Linked DNA regions of Homo sapiens: all the other regions are linked to region 3. The links are chromatin loops, found by intact Hi-C in ENCODE. Cell type or tissue: Caco-2. All regions are shown on one strand. Links, peaks and the distances in the headings refer to the core of each region. The heading gives the core; the rest is flanking DNA. Region 1 has its middle 12 kb from the start of BLTP3B-DT. Region 2 overlaps BLTP3B (bridge-like lipid transfer protein family member 3B). Region 3 has its middle 28 kb from the start of ACTR6.

The links. A loop is a pair of places that touch in the nucleus more often than their neighbours do. Peaks named below come from ENCODE experiments on the same cell type or tissue, not always from the same donor. Only the 100,000 strongest peaks of a DNase experiment are listed, where the experiment ranks them.
Region 1: a loop joins it to region 3, with 11 times the contacts of the local background. A loop is called at or near these places in 4 of 110 quality-filtered maps.
Region 2: a loop joins it to region 3, with 17 times the contacts of the local background. A loop is called at or near these places in 4 of 110 quality-filtered maps.

Annotation. Positions count from the first base shown.
Region 1 is chr12:100,151,906-100,157,775 of GRCh38, forward strand. It overlaps the pseudogene DNM1P19 and the pseudogene GOLGA2P5. Among named protein-coding and RNA genes, the nearest start is that of BLTP3B-DT, 12 kb to the left of the region's middle. RefSeq lists enhancers at 1,142-1,643, 3,099-3,218, 3,239-3,298, 4,463-5,352, 5,353-5,870. In Caco-2, for the core only: a CTCF peak has its summit at 3,065 (motif pointing right); a DNase peak (open chromatin) is centred at 3,066.
Region 2 is chr12:100,074,754-100,080,623 of GRCh38, forward strand. The region is part of intron 11 of BLTP3B (bridge-like lipid transfer protein family member 3B); the gene reads right to left. Among named protein-coding and RNA genes, the nearest start is that of BLTP3B, 65 kb to the right of the region's middle. In Caco-2, for the core only: no CTCF peak of the experiment used is centred there; no DNase peak of the experiment used is centred there.
Region 3 is chr12:100,226,236-100,232,105 of GRCh38, forward strand. It overlaps a transcript of DEPDC4 not described here. Among named protein-coding and RNA genes, the nearest start is that of ACTR6, 28 kb to the left of the region's middle. In Caco-2, for the core only: no CTCF peak of the experiment used is centred there; DNase peaks (open chromatin) are centred at 3,196 and 3,856.

The DNA of each region.
Region 1 (5,870 bases), core at 627-5,626, 74 kb before region 3:
ATTGTCCCTCTACCTTCCTACCCCAACCCTTCTTCATGGAGCTCACCTGGGCCTTGCCCCGCCTCAGCCCCACACTTCTACTGATTATAAAGAGATACCCCCCTTATTTGTCTGACTTTGGAATCTTTACCTCTGGCCCACAGCCATCCTGGGCTCTGCCCCCTTTTGTACACAAAGCCTTTGTCTTCTTAGGAAAATGACCAGGTTCTGCCCATAAAAGTATCCTACCTGAAAGGGAGGTGGAGAGAGAGTGCCTCATGGAAAATCACAGAAACACATTTCTTTGCATCTGAATGCTTCCAGTACCTCACTTTGTCAGCAAACCTACTCTGGGTTAGACCCCAGCATCCTTAGCCTTTTTGTGCCGTGGCCTTCTTTGGTATCTGAGGAAGCCCATGGACTGCTCAGAATAGATTTTTTTTTTTAAGTGCACAAAATAAAATACAGAGAGCAATGGAAATAAATTATATCAAAATAAAGTTTATGAAAATATTTGTGATATTACATGATATGCTTTATTGGCACATTAAATAACAAGATCCAAAGTTAGGTCTAATTACTATAATTTTGAGGTAATGATGAGCAAAAATGCTATCCCGAGATGTCTGCAACAGCTGCAGTGTAATATGAAAATATCTGTGATTTCTGTTGGTAACAAAGTAACAGGTGCTGCTAACACTAATGAGGTTTGTTCCTAGCAACATTCGCCATGGAAGGAAAAGCTCAATTTCAATTAAAGTTTAGAGAAAATCAAGATGCAATCACCCTCCTCCCATCTTTCTCAATTTTTTAAATTATTTTTTATTTATTTTTAGGCATGGTCTTGCTCTGTTGCCCAGGCTGGAGTGCAGTGGCACAATCATGGCTCACTGCAGCCTCAACCTCCTGGGCTCAAGCAATCCTCCCACCTCAGCCTCCTAAGTAGCTGGAACCACAGGTGTGCACCACCACACCTGGCTGATTTTTAAAGATTTATTAATTTTTTTAAATTTTGAGACAGAGTTTCACCCTTGTCGCCCAGGCTGGAGTGCAGTGGCGCGATCTCGGCTCACTGTAACCTCCGCCTCCCAGGTTCAAGTGATTATCCTGCCTCGGCCTCCCAAGTAGCTGGGATTACAGGCACGTGCCACCGTGCCCAGCTAATTTTTGTATTTTTAGTAGAGATGGGGTTTCACCATGTTGCCCAGGCTGGTCTTGAACTCCTGATCTCAGGTGATCCACCGGCCTCAGCCTCCCGAAGTGTTGGGATTACAGGCGTGAGCCACAGAGCCCGGTCTTTTTTTTTTTCTTAGTAGAGATGGGGTCTTGCCTCCCTCCCGGGTACCATCATACCTGCTAGTGTGGGGTCTTGCCTCCCTCCCGGGTACCGTCATACCTGCTAGCGTGTGACTGAAGGCAGTGTCCCTGGCCCCAGCTGAAGGACCATAGCCAGCCAGTGGGCTCAGGCACCTTGGCCTGTTGCTCCTAGGGGTCGCCTATGCTATTCAGCCAAGGGGATGACAGTGCCTGCTGGCTTGGCTGAGCTCCAGCCAGGCTTCCCCCACCACTGACTCTCGCTCTTCTTTTCCTGGCAGGAAGGGCCCAGCCTCATCTATGCGACCTGTAGCCCCCCAACCAGCTGAGGCTCCCCTCTTAGACTTGTAAATCTATGGCCACTGGCATCTGGCTGCCTGCACTCCCTGCTTCCCCCAGGGTCCTGGGCTTTCTGACCACCCAGGGGGGACTTGGGCACTCCCTCCAGCCATGCATCCCTTTTAGCTTCATCCTCTTGGTTCAAGCAATGTTCTTTGTCTGTCAGGCCTGGTGGCTGTTGTGTAGGGCTCCCCAAAGCGAGGGGTGGCCCTGGGCCAGTGGGTTGGAAGACAGGGTGACAAGTGGGAAGCCCGAGGGGGCTGAGTTTCGGTCTGAACTGTGGGTGCACTGCCTAGATGCCGTGTGACAGGCCAGCATGTGTGGGGTGGGGAGGGCCGCCGCAGCCCCCAGGCATTACCTGTGAAGCTCCGGCTCCTCCATCTTCCTCCCCTTTCCCTTTTAGCCCCTCTTTTCCAGGAATCTTGCCACATCCACACTTGTGTCCTCCCCTCCCTGGCCCTCCCACCACTGCTGCAGTGCGTTGCGCTTGCCTTACCAGCTCTCTCCTCACTTTTCTCTCTCCCGTTTTCTCTCTGCTTTCTCTCCAACTGCCAGCCAATGGGGTCAGGCAAATCCATCCCATCCTGAGAGCCCCAGGGCCCTCTTCTACCTCTAAACAGATCCCTCCTCTTCTCAGAGACCTTCCTTTCCAAGCCTGCCTGGACGACTGTTCTGTGACTTGACAGTGGCTCCCCTAGCCCCAAAACCAGCCCCCTTCATCTGTGATGGTCTGTTGTAGTGGTGAGCTGACACATCCAGGCATAACCTTTGGTGAAAACTTGTGCCCCCTCTGTGGTACACCCCTGCCCTGTTCTATAAATACTCATATATATATACATATACACACACACATATATGTATATATATGCATATATATACATACACACATATGTGTATATATACGTGTGTGTGTGTGTACATATATGTATACACTCCTACACATGGCCGACTGCCTCGCCTCTAGCGCTGGGAATCAGTCACCGTGCTGTCCTTGTGGAGTCTTGTGACCCAACTACAAGAGAACACTGTCCCCCAACAATCCCCATCCAAAGTCCATCACCTCCAGTGAGCCTCCCTGTCATGCCTGGCCTGTGGACAGCCAGTCCCCACCATCCCTCCTGCCGCCCGACAAGCTTGGGGGTGCTGTGCAGACAGCTGTGTGGCCCGACAGTCTCTACCAGTCCTGCTGTCCCTTGGCTGGGAATAAAACCCATTTCTAAGTGACGGGGAATGTGTCCTCTGCTGGTTGCGTTCTCTGTGGAGCTCAGGGGAGGGGAAGGGTCAACCCATTACCAGGGTGCTATTGGGAGTGGTAAAAAGGCCACATCCTTTCCAAGGGACGCTTCCTGGAAAGCCTCCGGAGCTTAGCAGGCTCTCATCCTGTGAAGCCGGCTCTGGCCACTAGGGGGCAGGGCCATGAACTCAGATTGGAGGAAGCCTGTGGGGCAGCTGGCAATCTAGAGGGACAGACAGAACAGGCCACCAGGTGCAGACAGGCGAGGGAGGCAGGAGAACAAAATGGAAGACAACTGGGCTGGATGGAAGTCAGTGACCTTGGATGCTGGCACCTGCCTTACTTGCCACTGCTAGATCAGGCTTCCGAGCCTGTTAGCCGTCCAGGCCCCATGGTCACCCATAGGTGCCATGGCAGTTCCTGTGGAATTCCCCAGGTGTTACCAGGCAGCATACAGGTAACAGGCCTGGAAGGTCCCCAATACCCCAGCTGGACATGCTCACTTTGGGGCTCCCTGTTCAGTGGCACAAACTCCATGACCCAGTGAGGGAAACAGGAATACACCAGGCCAAGCAGTATATGGCTAAATACATTCCAAAATAAAAAGCAAAATAAACAGGAGTCGCATCACCACAGTGCCACGACCCCATCTCTGCCCCTTCCCCTGGCCTATGCTATCAATAAATAAGTTTTCCAGCCCCAAATAACTATCAGAACTTCCTACCCATATGCCAGCTCCAACCTCTGCTATGTATGACACAGGAGGTGGCCCTACCACTGGAATATACAAAATGTTACACGGATATAGTATGTACACTAAGGGGGGCCACTCCAGAGCCTGTGCCCTCACCTGGTCTACATTAGCCCCATTGTCCTGCCTCAGCCGCCTCTCTGAGTAAGAAGATGGGAGCCCCCCTGAGGAAAAAATTGCTTTGGTGAGAGTTAAGGAGGCCATTAGGCCTCCTCCAAACAAGCCAATTCTATAAGCCTCTGACTCTTAAAACAATAATCATCGTCCAGAAATTTAAGGAGTCAGCTCTGGCCAAGGTGGCAAAGGGTCTGCATGTTTGCCTCCCCCTGATTAGACACGGGTCTTATTTTGCTATTGTGAGGGTAAAGGGGTGACTGGGAAGGGGTGGCTGGGACATGATGGGGACGGAGCCTCTGGCCCCACACTTCTCCAGGCTTTGCTGACAGCTGCCCGCTTTTATTTTATTCACACTTTTATCCTTTTTTATACTTTTCATAACTTTTTTTTTGAGACAGTTTCACTCTTGTTGCCCAGGCTGGAGTGCAATGGCACAATCTCGGCCCACTGCAACCTCTGCCTCCCTGGTTCAAGCAATTCTCCTGCTTCAGCCTCCCCAGTAGCTGGGATTAGAGGCATGCACCACCACGCCTGGCTAATTTTGTATTTTTAGTAGAGACGGGGTTTCTCCGTGTTGGTCAGACTGCTCTCAAACTCCAGACCTCAGGTGATCCACCCACCTCAGCCTCCCAAAGTGCTGGGATTATAGGCGTGAGCCACCATGTCTGGCTTCATAACTTCTCATAACTTTTATACCATAACTTTTATCCCATAACATTTTTAATCCTATAACTTTTTATAATCCCATACATTTTTTTTAAAATCCCATACCTTTTTAAAATTTTTTATTTTTTTATTTAGTGGCCTTTTAGATTATGGTGATCTTCACCTCATCTCCACCTGTCTCCCCACATTAGACAGGGGTCTTATGCTTGCTACTGTGAGGGTAAAGGGTTGACTGGGAAGGGGTGGTAGGGACATGGTAGGGGCAGAGCCTCCAGCCCCACTTCCCCAGGTTTTGCTGACAGTGGCCGGCTTTTAGATGATGGTGATCTTCACCTCATTGTTCTCATCAGTCTGGTACAAAAAAGGAATGCAAGGGCTGCTGCCCAAGCCTGGGTGCTCCTGGAGGTTCTGCATCTCATGAAGCAGTTGCATGATCTGCTGCTCAGTGGGGTTGTCACAGGGAGAATGCTTCCCCGCCTCTCCTTGTGCAGACTCCCCACTGCTGGCAAGGCTCACCTCACAAAGATCTTTGGAGAGAGGGAGGCAGGGTGCTGTGGGAGCCCTCCCCTGCTCCTGCGTGCCCACTGTGCCTGAGGACTCTACTCACTACCCTGGCTTGTCAGTAGCCCCAAGCTACTGGGGGGCGGGGGCCCCTGGAGTGGGCTCATCAGCAGGGTTCTGGGCAGCTGCCAGGAATCTGCTATGCCACTTGTTGCAGTCGTCCACAAGCCACGCCAGCTCCAGCAGCTTCACCTGGAGGGAGGGGTGCTCAGCTGCTCTGCCTGTGTCTGAGACCATCCCCAACCCCACCCCCTCTACCCTCCACCCTCCACCCCTACAGAGATGTTCCACGCCCTACCTTCACCTCTCCCTTGTCCTGGGCCAGCCTGCTGATGCACTCCTCCTCCTTCCGCACTGCCCTCTGGCTCTGGTACAGTGCGATGTACTCTCCTGCAGGAGGACAGGACTCAGACGCTGGGGCCCCTCTGACCAATGTGCAGCTCTCTTTGCCGTGCCCTGGCTTCCCACTCCCCGATGGTGTCTGTCTCTCTCCAGACAGCTAGATGCAGCAATGTTCCAGTTCCTCAACCCTCTCCTTCAAGTCCACCTTCTCTCCTGCATGAGCTCCATAAAGCGGCTCTGGAGCCAAAATAATGGGGTCACATTAAGGCAGCGACCTTCCTGCCCCAACCCTTCTTGGCCCATGCCAGGAAAGACTCACCCACAGCTTCTCCATGGCCCCCTGCAGGGCCTGGTGGGTCTCCCCACACATGGGATCACCCCCAGTTCTTGGGGCTGGGGCTGCTGCCTCAGGTTCCTTCTGGGCCGAGGCCAACAGATGAGCCAGGCGCTGGCAGTGCACTCCTTCAGCTGCCCACATAGCCGTGCCTGCTCCTCCTCGGCACTAGCTACAGCTGAGTTGAAAAATGCCACCTGCAGGCAAGAGGTACGCATTCTTATGGGGGATAC
Region 2 (5,870 bases), core at 301-5,300, 150 kb before region 3:
AAGAAAAAAGAACAAAGCTGGAGACATTACATAACTATACTATAAGGAACCAAAATGGCATGGTACTGATACAAAAACAGAGACATAGATCAATGGAACAGAATAGAGAACCCAGAAATAAAATCGCACACCTATAACTATCTGATCTTTGACAAATTCAACAATCACAAGCAATGGGGAAAGGACACCCTATTCAATGAATGGTGCCTGGATGACTGGCTAGTCATATTTAGAAGAATGAAACTGGACCCCTACACCTTCCTTTTTTTTTTTTTTGAGACGGAGTCTAGCTCTGTCACCCAGGCTGGAGTGCAATGGCATGATCTCAGCTCACTGCAACCTCTGCCTCCCGGGTTCAAGCAATTCTCCTGCCTCAGCCTCCTGAGTAGCTGGGATTACAGGCGCGCACCACCACGCCCAGCTAAGTTTTGTATTTTTAGTAGAGATGGGGTTTCACTATGTTGGCCAGGCTGGTCTCGAACTCCTGACCTCGTGATCCGCCCACCTCGGCCTCTCAAAATGCTGGGATTACAAGTGTGAGCCACCACGCCCGGCTACACCTTCTACTATATACAAAAATTAACTCAAGATGGAACAAATATTTAAATATAAGAAGTCAAACTATAAAAGTCCTAGAAGAAAAGCTAGGAAATACCATTCTGGACATAGGCTTTAGCAAAGAATTTATGGCTAAGACCTCAACGGCAATCACAACAAAAACAAAAATAGACAAGTGAGACCTCATTGGAGAGCTTCTATACAGCAAAATAAACTATCAACAGAGTCAACAGACATCCTACACAATGGGAGAAAATACTCACAAATTATTCATCTGACAAAGGTCTAATATCCAGAATCTATAAGGAACTTGAACAAAAGTCAACAAGCAAAAACCAAACACCATTAAAAAGTGGGCAAAGGACATGAACACACACTTCTCAAAAGAAGACATATGTGCAGCCAACAAGCATATGAAACAATGCTCAATACACTAATCATCATTAATCATCAGAGAAATGTAAATCGAAACCACAGTGAGATACCATCTCAGATACATTAGTTAGAATGGCTATTATTAAAAAGTCAAAATACAGATGCTGGTGAGGCTGCAGTACTGCATGTTCTGACTTACAAGTGGGAGCTAAATGTTGGGTACGCATGGAGACAAAAAAGGGAACAACAGACACTGGAGACCCCAAAAGGAGGATGGGAGGAAGGGGAATAAGGGCTGAAAACCTACCTGTTGGGTACTATGCTGACCACCTGGATGGTGGGATAATCACACCCTGAACCTCAGCATCATGCAATATAAAAATGTAACAAACCTGCACATGTACCCTGAGTTTACAATAAAAGTTGAAATTAAAAAAAAAAAAACTATTAGTTTTAAGGTTCTGGTTACATTTTTTTCACCCCCCAAAACCAGCTAATGTCATCAAAAATGTATATATTAATATTCACAAAGTTCAACCAATAAAGTTTTATCAGTTTCATTTATTTGTTTTAGTTTAGTATACCCAGAGATGTTTTTTTTTCCATTCATCATTCAATAGACGTGTATATGTCTCATATGAAGTAGAATAATTTTTCAATGGTTTACTTACGTTTCCTCTTATATAAACTGCCTCAGCAATCTTTTTTTTTTTTTTTTTTTTTTGAGATAAGAGTCTCACTCTGTCATCCAGGCTGGAGTGCAGTGGCACAATCTCGGCCCACAACAACCTCTGCCTCCTGGACTGAAGCGATTCTCGTGCCTCAGCCTCCCAAGTAGCTGGGACTATAGGCATGCACCATCACTCCCAGCTAATTTTTGTATTTTTACTAGGGAGGGGGTTTTGCTATGTTGGCCAGGCTGGTCTCTAACTCCTGACCTCAAGTGATCCACCCACTTTGGCTTCCCAAATGGCTGGGATTACAGGCGTGAGCCAACGTGCCCAGCCAAATTGCTTAATCAATCATTTTAATTTGTATAGTCTTTATAAATTCAAGTCAGTTCCTTACAGTATCTAATTAAAAAGCTTTTCTCTGCATATATGGAAACAAATTCTTTTCAATTCAAAATGTCAACTTATTTTAACAAATAACGGCTTATTCTTTTTTCCTCTAATAGTTAAAAACCTATTCGAATTGGGACAAACATACTATCTTATGTTCTTCTACTTACTTTTGTTTATTTTGTTTTGTGTTTGGTGTGGTTGCGTATATATATGTGGGGTTTCTTACTGTATTTCACTCACAACCATGTGGGATTATAAGTGATTCCTCTTTCTCATTTCCACATAAATTTATTTAAATCCTAAAATTTAAAGTCTTTTAAAAAGCTGGAGCATATGGTCATGCACCATATAATGACATTTCTGCCAATGACAGGCCACTTATAAGATGTGGATCCCATAAGATTATAACACAGCTTTTATACTGTATTTACTGTATTTTTACTGTATATTTTCTATGTTTGGTAAGGTTTAAATACACAAATACCATTGTGTTATAACTGCTACGGTATTCAATACAGTAACATGATATACAAGATTAAAGCCTAGGAGGAATAGGATATACCATACATATAGCCTAGGAGTTTAAGTAGGCTACATACCATCTAAGTACAGTTAATGATGTTAAGCAACACATGACTGTATATCGAATGTAAAGTAAGTAGTAACTGCATAATGAGAAAATAACTGTTAAATCAGTTTCTAAACATTGGCACTTCTGACGTTTTAAGCTAGATAATTCTTCATTGTGGGGAACTGACCAGCACATTGTAGGATTTAACAGGCGGCATCACTGGTCTTTACTCACTAGAGGTCAGCAGCATCCCTGTCCAGTTGTGACAACCAAAACTATCTTCAGATATTGCCAAATGTCCCCTGGGGGGCAAAATTGGTCCCAGAGGGGAATCACTGAGTTAAATAAAAACTTTTCACATAAAACTAAGTCTCAAAGCCACAGACTTATCAAAATAAACCAGAACAATTTATAAATGATAAATCTAGAAATCTTTTATTTTTTAAGAATAGATCATATATTATCGTGTTGGTCTCAAACATTGCAATTAGACCACGTTAGGTGATTATAAACTGAGTAAGATTGTTAGTATAAATAGGACAGAGTTCTTAGCTATAGAATTATATTCACAGTATAGCCAATACAGTATATATAGTATACTGTAGTTCCGTAAAGCAAAAAAGGCATTTTAGATCCTTCCACAGAGACTACTGTGTAATAAGGAAATTGGTCTCCCTCTGACCCTGCTCCTGGGAAGCAACTAGGAATTGGAATTTCCTATTTATGGTTGGCCCCTGATATAGTTTGGATATTGTCCCCTCTAAATCTCATGTTCAATTGTAATCCCCAGTATTGGAGGTGGAGCCTGATGGGAGGTGTTTGAGTCATGGGGGCAGATACCTCATGGCTTGGTGATGTGCTCACAACAGTGAGTTCTCATAAAGTCTGGTTGATTAAAAGTATGTGGCACCTCCCTGCGCCACTCTCTGTCTTGCTCCTGCTTTTGCCATGTGACGTGCCTGCTCCTGCTTTACCTTCCACCACGTGTAAAAGTTCCCTGAGGCCTCCTCCCCAGAAGCTGAGCAGATGCCCACATCATGCTTCCAATATAGCCTGCAGAACCAAAAGCCAATTAAACTTCTTTTCTTTATAAATTATCCAGTCTCAGGTACTTCTTTACAACAACACAAGAACAGCCTAACACAGCCCCTGACACCACAGCTGATAGTTTATGATAGCAAAACGACGCAGGGTGGAGCTGGCCACACTTGATAGCCTAGTTGCGTTAAGAGGGTGGGGGCTTTGGGTAATCTGATTACCAATTCACCTAGAGATTGAGTAAAACCTCATGACCAATACTTCATGCATATTGTTAAATATCCATCCATCCATATATTTACACATCTATATAGGGTTCCACATCCTTAGAAAGCTAATAAGTCCTGAGGAAAAGTTTCACATTTCAAGTGCTCCAAGACGCTGTTTTATTATTATTACATCAGTGTACTGTGGGGGTGATATGGTTTGGCTGTGTCCCCACCAAAATCTCATCTTGAATTGTAACTCTGACAGTTCCCACGTGTTGTGTGAGGAACCTGGTGGGAGGTGATTGAATTATGGGGGCAAGTCTTTCCTGCACTGTTCTTGTGGTAGTGAATGAGTCTCACAAGATCTGATGGTTTTAAAAATAGGAGTTTCCCTGCACAAGCTCTCTCTTTGCCTGCCACCATCCATGTAAGACATGACTTGCTCCTCCTTGCTTTCTGCTGCCATGGTTGTGACTTCCCCAGTCATGTGGAACTGTACGTCTATTAAACTTTTTTCCTGTATAAATTGCCCAGTCTTGGGTATGTCTTTATCAGCAGTGTGAAAACCGACTAATACAGTAAATTGGTACTAGTAGAGTGGGGCACTGCTGAAAAGATACCTGAATGTGGAAGTGACTTTGGAACTGGGTAACAGGCAGAGGTTGGAACAGTTTGGAGGGGTCAGAAGATGACAGGAAAATTTGGGAAAGTTTGGAATTTCCTGAGACTTGTTGAATGGCTTTGACAAAAATGCTGAAAGTGATATGAACAGTAAGGTCCGGGCTGAGGTGGTCTCAGATGGAGATGAGGAACTTGTTGGGAACTGGAAGAAAGGTGACTCTTGTTATGTTTTAGCAGACGGGCAGCATTTTGCCCCTGCCCTAGAGATCTGTGGAACTCTGAACTTGAGAGATGATTTAGGTTATCTTGTGGAAGAAATTTCTAAGCAGCAATGCATTCAAGGGTGACTTGGGTGTTCTTAAAGGCATTTCATTTTATAAGGCAAGGAGAGTATAAAAGTTCAAAAAATTTGCAGCCTGACAATGCGATAGAAAAGAAAACCCCATTTTCTGAGGAAGAATTCAAGCCAGCTACAGAAATTTGCGTAAGTAAAGAGAAGCCTAATGTTAATCCCCAAGACAATGGGGGAAAATATCTCCCAGGGAATGTCAGAGGTCTTCACGGCAGCCCCTCCCATTATAGGCCCAGAGGCCTAGAAGGAAAAAGTGGTTTCATGGGCCAGGCCCAGGCTCCCTGTGCTATGTGCAGCCTAGGGATTTGGTACCCTGCATCCCAGCTGCTCCAGCCATGGATGAAAGGGGCCAACACAGAGCTTGGGCCATAGCTTCAGAAGGTGCAAGCCCCAACCCTGGCAGCTTCCACATGGTGCTGAGCCTGCTGGTGCACAGAAGTCAAGAACTGGGGATTGGGAGCCTCCGCCTAGATTTCAGTGGATGTATGGAAATGCCTGGATGCCCAGGCAGAATTTTGCAGCAGGGGTGGGGCCCTCATGGAGAACCTCTGCTAGGGCAGTGTGGAAGGGAAATGTGGGGTCAAAGCCCCCACACAAAGTCCCTACTGGGGTACCACCTAGTGGAGCTGTGAGAAGAAGGCCACCGTCCTCCTGACTCCAGAAGGGTAGATCCACTGACACCTTGCACCATGTGCCTGGAAAAGGTGCCAGCAGACACTCAATACCAGTCCATGAAAGCAGCCAAGAGGAAGGCTGTATCCTGCAAAGCCACAGGGGCAGAGCTGCCCAAGACCATGGAACCCATCTCTTTTTTTTTTTTTTTTGTTTTGAGACAGAGTCTTGCTCTGTTGCCCAGGCTGGAGCACAGTGGCGCGATCTCAGCTCACTGTAAGCTCCGCCTCCTGGAAACCCACCTCTTAACATCAGCGTGACATGTATGTGAAACATGGAGTCAAAGGAAATCATTTTGGAACTTTTAAGATTTGACTGTCCTGCTGGATTTCGGATTTGCATGGGGCCTGTAGCCCCTTTGTTTTGGCCAACTTCTCCCATTTGGAATAGCTGTATTTACCCAATGCCTT
Region 3 (5,870 bases), core at 299-5,298:
CTAATTTTGAAACTTTATTGCTAAATATAGATGTTGTTTTAATATGTTTGATTTCAAAGAACACTTTTAATATTAGCTCTATCTGGAGACAGTATAGGTCGTAAAAAATTGGCTCTAAATAGTAATACTGGAGTGACACTTTAAAGATATGTATTGTTGTGGAAAAACATTTTTGAATTTTTGAATTCAGTAATGATTGCCTCAACATAGCAAACTGATCATGTTCACCTATTTCTCTACCTGTTCCAAGTCACATTAAACGTCCGCTGCAGGGGGGAGGGAGGTACATGAGGGAGGAATACACAGGGTGCATTTCAATGCTATTTGTGATATAGTATTTCTCAAGCTAGATGTTGGACACTGGGTATTCATTTTATTAGAGTCCATATTATGTGCATGACAAAATTCTGTTATCTTTTGTAAGATTAAATCCATAATTCTAGTAAACAAAAAGAGTACTACTGATGTGGAGAAGTGTCTAAAATATGGAAAACAAATATGATTAGATTGTTAGAGAAACAAGAAAACCCATATCCCAAATCAGGGCAGGAGAAAACTACCAAAGAGGTAAGAACAATTCCAGAGATATTTTAATCTCAGGACAAATACAGAGAGTAGGAGAAGGCTGGGCATGGCGGCATGTGTCAGCAGTCCCAGCTACTCAAGAGGCTGAGGTAGGAAAATTGCTTGAGCCTAGGAGTTTGAGGCTGCAGTGTGCTACAGCTTCACCTGTGAATAGCCACTATATTTCAGCCTGGGCAACATAGTGAGATCTTGTCTAAAAAAAAGAGTAGAAGGAGATCATGGGTTAGCCACTAAAAGATTGAAACCTACAGCTGTGCCCTATTCCCTGTCTTGTTATTGAGGCTGGGCAGTAAAAGGGGTTAAAGTGTAAAGGTTGGAAAGGAAAGACTAGAACCTGAAATAATTTCATATCCCCTAAGGGCATCAAAGTAAGAAAAAAATTTTAACGGAGCAGTGGGTTGTGTCACTGAACTCTGATTAAAGCCAAGAGCTTGGACCTCATTAGAAAGAATTCAGACAGGGCAGGGCCCTAGGGAACTCAGCACATCTCCCTCTTGTTTCCCTCTCACCCCCCACCAACAACCAGAGGCAAAACACCAAATTAGAACTTGGATTGGCCAGGCATGGTGGCTCACACCTGTAATCCCAGCACTTTGGGAGGCTGACGTGGGTGGATCACCTGAGGTCAGGAGTTCGAGACCAGCCTAGCCAACATGGTGAAACCCCGCCTCTACTAAAAATACAAAAAATTAGCCGGGTGTGGTGGCAGGTGCCTGTAATCCCAGCTACTTGGGAGGCTGAGGCAGGAGAATCACTTGAACTTGAGAGGCGGAGGTTGCAGTGAGCCGAGATCGTGCCATTGCACTCCAGCCTGGGCAAAAAGAGCGAAACTCCGTCACACACACACAACAAAAACCAAAAAAACAAAAAAACTTGGATTCACCCATGGGTAAACAGGAATTCAGAAATGAAAAAAAATGAGCAGACAACCAAGCATTAAATATTTGAGGGATACTTATCACCAGAGAGGCCCCAAATCTAACAAGAATGAATCCCTAAGGGAAGAAAATAAAGGAAAAAACAAAAACTAATATCCTCTAAAGGACTGATGGGGTCACTGTATCTATTGTAAAAAGAGCAGGTTGCTATAACAAAAATAGTTCTTAGAAATTAAAAATAAGTTATTAAAAATAGCTTTTGGGCCGGGCGCCTGTAATCCCAGCAATTTGGGAGGCCAAGGCAGGCAGATCACCTGAGGTCAGGAGTTCAAGACCAGCCTGGCCAACATAGTGAAACCCGTTCTCTACTAAAAATACAAAAACCAACTCAATGTGGTGGTGCACACCTGTAATCCCTGCTTGGGAGGCTGAGGCAGGAGGATTGCTTCAACCCAGGAGGCGGAGGTGGCAGGGAGCCGAGATTGTGCCACTGCACTCCAGCCTGGGTGACAGAGTGAGACCCTGTCTCAAAAAAAAAAAAAAAAAAAACTAAAACTAAAAATAAAAAGACAAACTTTTGCTTAATAGATGGATTGAACAGCAGAATGGACACTAGTACTGTGCTGAAAATCTGGGCCAGGTGCAGTGGCTCACCCATGTAATCCCAGCACTTTGGGAGACTGACACAGGTGGATGGCTTGAGCCTGGGAGTTCAAGACCAGCCTGGGCAACATGGTAAAACCCCGTCCATACTAAAAATACGAAAATTAGCTGGGCAGGGCAGTGCATGCCTGTAGTCCCAGCTACTCGGGAGGCTGAGGCACGAGAATTGCTTGAACCCAGGAGGTGGAAGTTGCAGTAAGCCAGGATCACACCACTGCACTCCAGCCTGGGTGACAGAGACTCTGAAAAAAAAAAAAAAAAAAAAAAAAAAAAAGAAAAGAAAGAAAGAAAACGAGAAAAGAAAAAAGACTGAAAATCTGAGTTAGAAAGAAGCTGAGGGAATTTTCCCAGAATGTAGCATAACTGAGCTAGCACTGGATGGCTGGGGAAAGAGGCTAATCAATGTCCACAGTGTATGCTATGCTGTCCATCTAAATATTAAGAGCCTTACCTACAGAAGACGGCTTTTGATAAGAAAGCTTTTGATAAGCTTTCACACAGGAAACAAATATCCTTGCATTTGGGGCCTATTCTGAGTTTGTCCACATACTTCCCTAAAGCTTCTGCTTCCCAAGTTTCTTTTTTTTTCTTTCTTTTTTAAAATTTATTTTTATTTCTTTTTGAGATGGGGTCTTGCTCTGTCGCTCAGGCTGGAGTGCACTGGCATGATCCTAGCTCACTGCAGCCTGGAACTCCTGGGCTCAAGTGGTCTTCTCACCTCAGCCTCCAGAGTAGCTGGGACTAAAAGCTTGCACCACTACCGCTGGCTAATTTTTTTATTTTTATTTTTAGAGACAGGGAATCTCACTATGTTGCCCATGCTGGCCTTGGACTCCTAGCCTCAAGCAATCCTCCTGCCTTGGCCTCCCAAAGTTTTGAGATTATGGGCCTACGCCACTGTTCCTGGCCTAGGTTTCTTACCTTGTAGTTGTCAAATCTCTGACCCTTTGGTCAAACCATTAACTGTCATCTCTACTCATGTCTTCATGTAAGTTGAACCACCAGAAATATTGCTCTGATGTCTCCCTGAGATAATTTCTCCTCCGCACTGTGGATTAGGTGTGCTCAGCAGGATGTGCTGCCATCAAGTGGAAGTGGCATATACAGGACTGGACTCAGACTGGTCTTAAGGACATGAGTCAATTTTATGAGCTACTTACTCTCAGTTTCTCAGGAGGCTGATGCAGGAGGATTGCTTGAGCCCAGAAGTTCGAGGTGGCAGTGAGCTAAGATCGCACCACTGTACTCCAGCCTGGGCAACAGAGTGAGATACCGTCTCTTAAAAAAAAAATGTTTTTTTTGGCCGGGCGCGGTGGCTCACGCTTGTAATCTCAGCACTTTGGGAGGCCGAAGTGGGTGGATCACAAGGTCAGGAGATCGAGACCATCCTGGCTAACACAGCAAAACCCCATCTCTACTAAAAGTACAAAAAATTAGCCAGGCGTGGTGGTGCATGCTTGTAATCCCAGCAGAGGCAGTGAGCTAAGATTGCACCATTGCACTCCAGCCTGGGCGACGAGAGAAACTCCGTCTCAAAAAATAGTAATAATTTTAAAAAAAAAACAGTTTTATGTAAATCATACTCAGAACACTGGCTACAAAGGAGCTGGAAAATGAGGTTTTTAGCTTTCTACTCTCTGAAGTTTAGGAAGACACACTATAAGGAAGTTACACTAAATGTTGAGCAACAGGAGCTGCAGTCCCTGGTCAAACCAGTATTCAACGCCTGGGGGCAAAATAGAAACTTTTGGATAAACAAGGACTCAAAGTGCCACTCTTGAGACAATTTCTGAAAGAACTGCTTAAGGATACAGTACTGTAGTAAGATGACAATGAATCTAAGAAAGGAGGGTAAGCATTCAAGAAAACAGTAGGGGCCCAGCAAGATGGTTTACGCCTGTAATCCCACCACTTTGGGAGGCAGAGGCAGGAGGAGCACTTGAGCCCAGGAGTTAGAGGCTGTAGTGAGCTATGATCATACCACTGCACTCCAGCATGTGTGACAGAGCAAGACCTTGTCTCTAAAAAACAAACAAAAACACAGTAGGAAAAAAATAAATCAGGAAAATTAATTTGAATAATTATAGAAGCACTAAAGAGTTAGCAATTGAAATACTGAATTGTGTAATTTTATAATTTGTGTATCTTATTAACACAAAACATTTTTCAAATTGTGTTCACTCACATTTTCAATATATATTTAAATATATATTTATTCAATTTTTTTTTGAGATAGAGTTTCGCTCTTGTTGCCCAGGCTGCAGTGCAATGGCACGACCTTGGCTCACTGCAACCTCCGCCTCCTGGATTCAAGTGATTCTCCTGCCTCAGCCTTCTGAGTAACTGAGATCACAGGCACGCGTCACCATGCCCGGCTAATTTTTGTATTTTTAGTCAAGACGGGGTTTCACCACGTTGGTCAGGCTGGTCTCGAACTCCCGACCTCAGGTGATCCGCCCACCTCGGCCTCCCAAAGTGCTGGGATTACAGGTGTGAGCCACGGCACCCGGCCTTCAAAATAGTTGAATTGCTAGTTATACCCCTTTTATTCTGAAGTATAAGCCCTAAACTAACTTAAAATAGTTTCTAGTGACAATCTTTTTTTTTTTTTGAGAATGAGTCTCGCTCTGTTGCCCAGAGTGGAGCGCAGTGGTGCGATCTCCGCTCACTGGAACCTCTGCCTCCTGGGTTCAAGCAATCCTACCTGCCTGCTTTAGCCTCCCCAGTAGACGGGAATACAGGCGCCCGCCACACCTGGCTAATTTTTTTGTATTTTTATTAGAGTCGGGGATTCACCATGTTGGCCAGGCTGGTCTCGAATTCTTGACCTCAAGTGATCCAGCCGCCTTGGCCTCCCAAAGTGCTGTAATTACCGGTGTGAGCCACTGTGCCCGGCAAATTTTTTTAGAGTGTGTGTGTGTGTGTGTGTGTGTGTGTGTGTGTGTGTGTGTGTGTGTGTGTCAGGGTCACATTCTGTCATCCAGGCTAGAGTGCAGTGGCTCAATCACTCCTCACAGCAAGTGATCTTCCCACCTTAGCCTTCTGGGTAGATGGGACTACAGGTGTCCACCACCACGCCTGGCAAATTTTTTGTAGAGATGGGGTTTTGCCATGTTGCCCAGGCTGGTCTCCAACTCCTGGGCTCGAGCAATCTGCCTGCCTCAGACTCCCAAAGTGCTGGTATTACAGGTGTGAGCCACCATGTCTGGCCCCTAGTGACAATCTTACAATAAAACACACAACAAATAAAACAAAGGAATAACTTTATCAAAATATCTTTGTCAATTTTAATGTTTTATTAACTTTTTGTTGCTAATTTAATGGTTAGTATTTAGCATCCTTGAGCCATCTTTAAAGCACCTAGTTTTACTCTGAACTTGCACTTTAAGAATTAGGAAAATGGTGAAACCCTATTGCTACTAAAAATACAAAATTTAGGCAGGTGTGGTGGGTCACGCTTGTAGTACCAGCTACTCAGGAGGCTGAGGCGGGAGAGTCGCTTGAACCTGAGAGGCAGAGGTTGCAGTGAGCTGAGATCACACAACTGCACTCCAGCATGGGTGTCAGAGAGAGATCCTGCCTCAGAAAAAAAAAAAGAATTATTAGGAAAATGTCTCATATATTCATTTTTAACTTTCGAAGTATCATATTCTTTCTGACAAAAGGTTAAGTGGTTTCATATTTTTAGCCTAAAGGAAAATGCTAATAGAAACTTGAGTCAGTGAACAGTTGTGTAATTAGAAG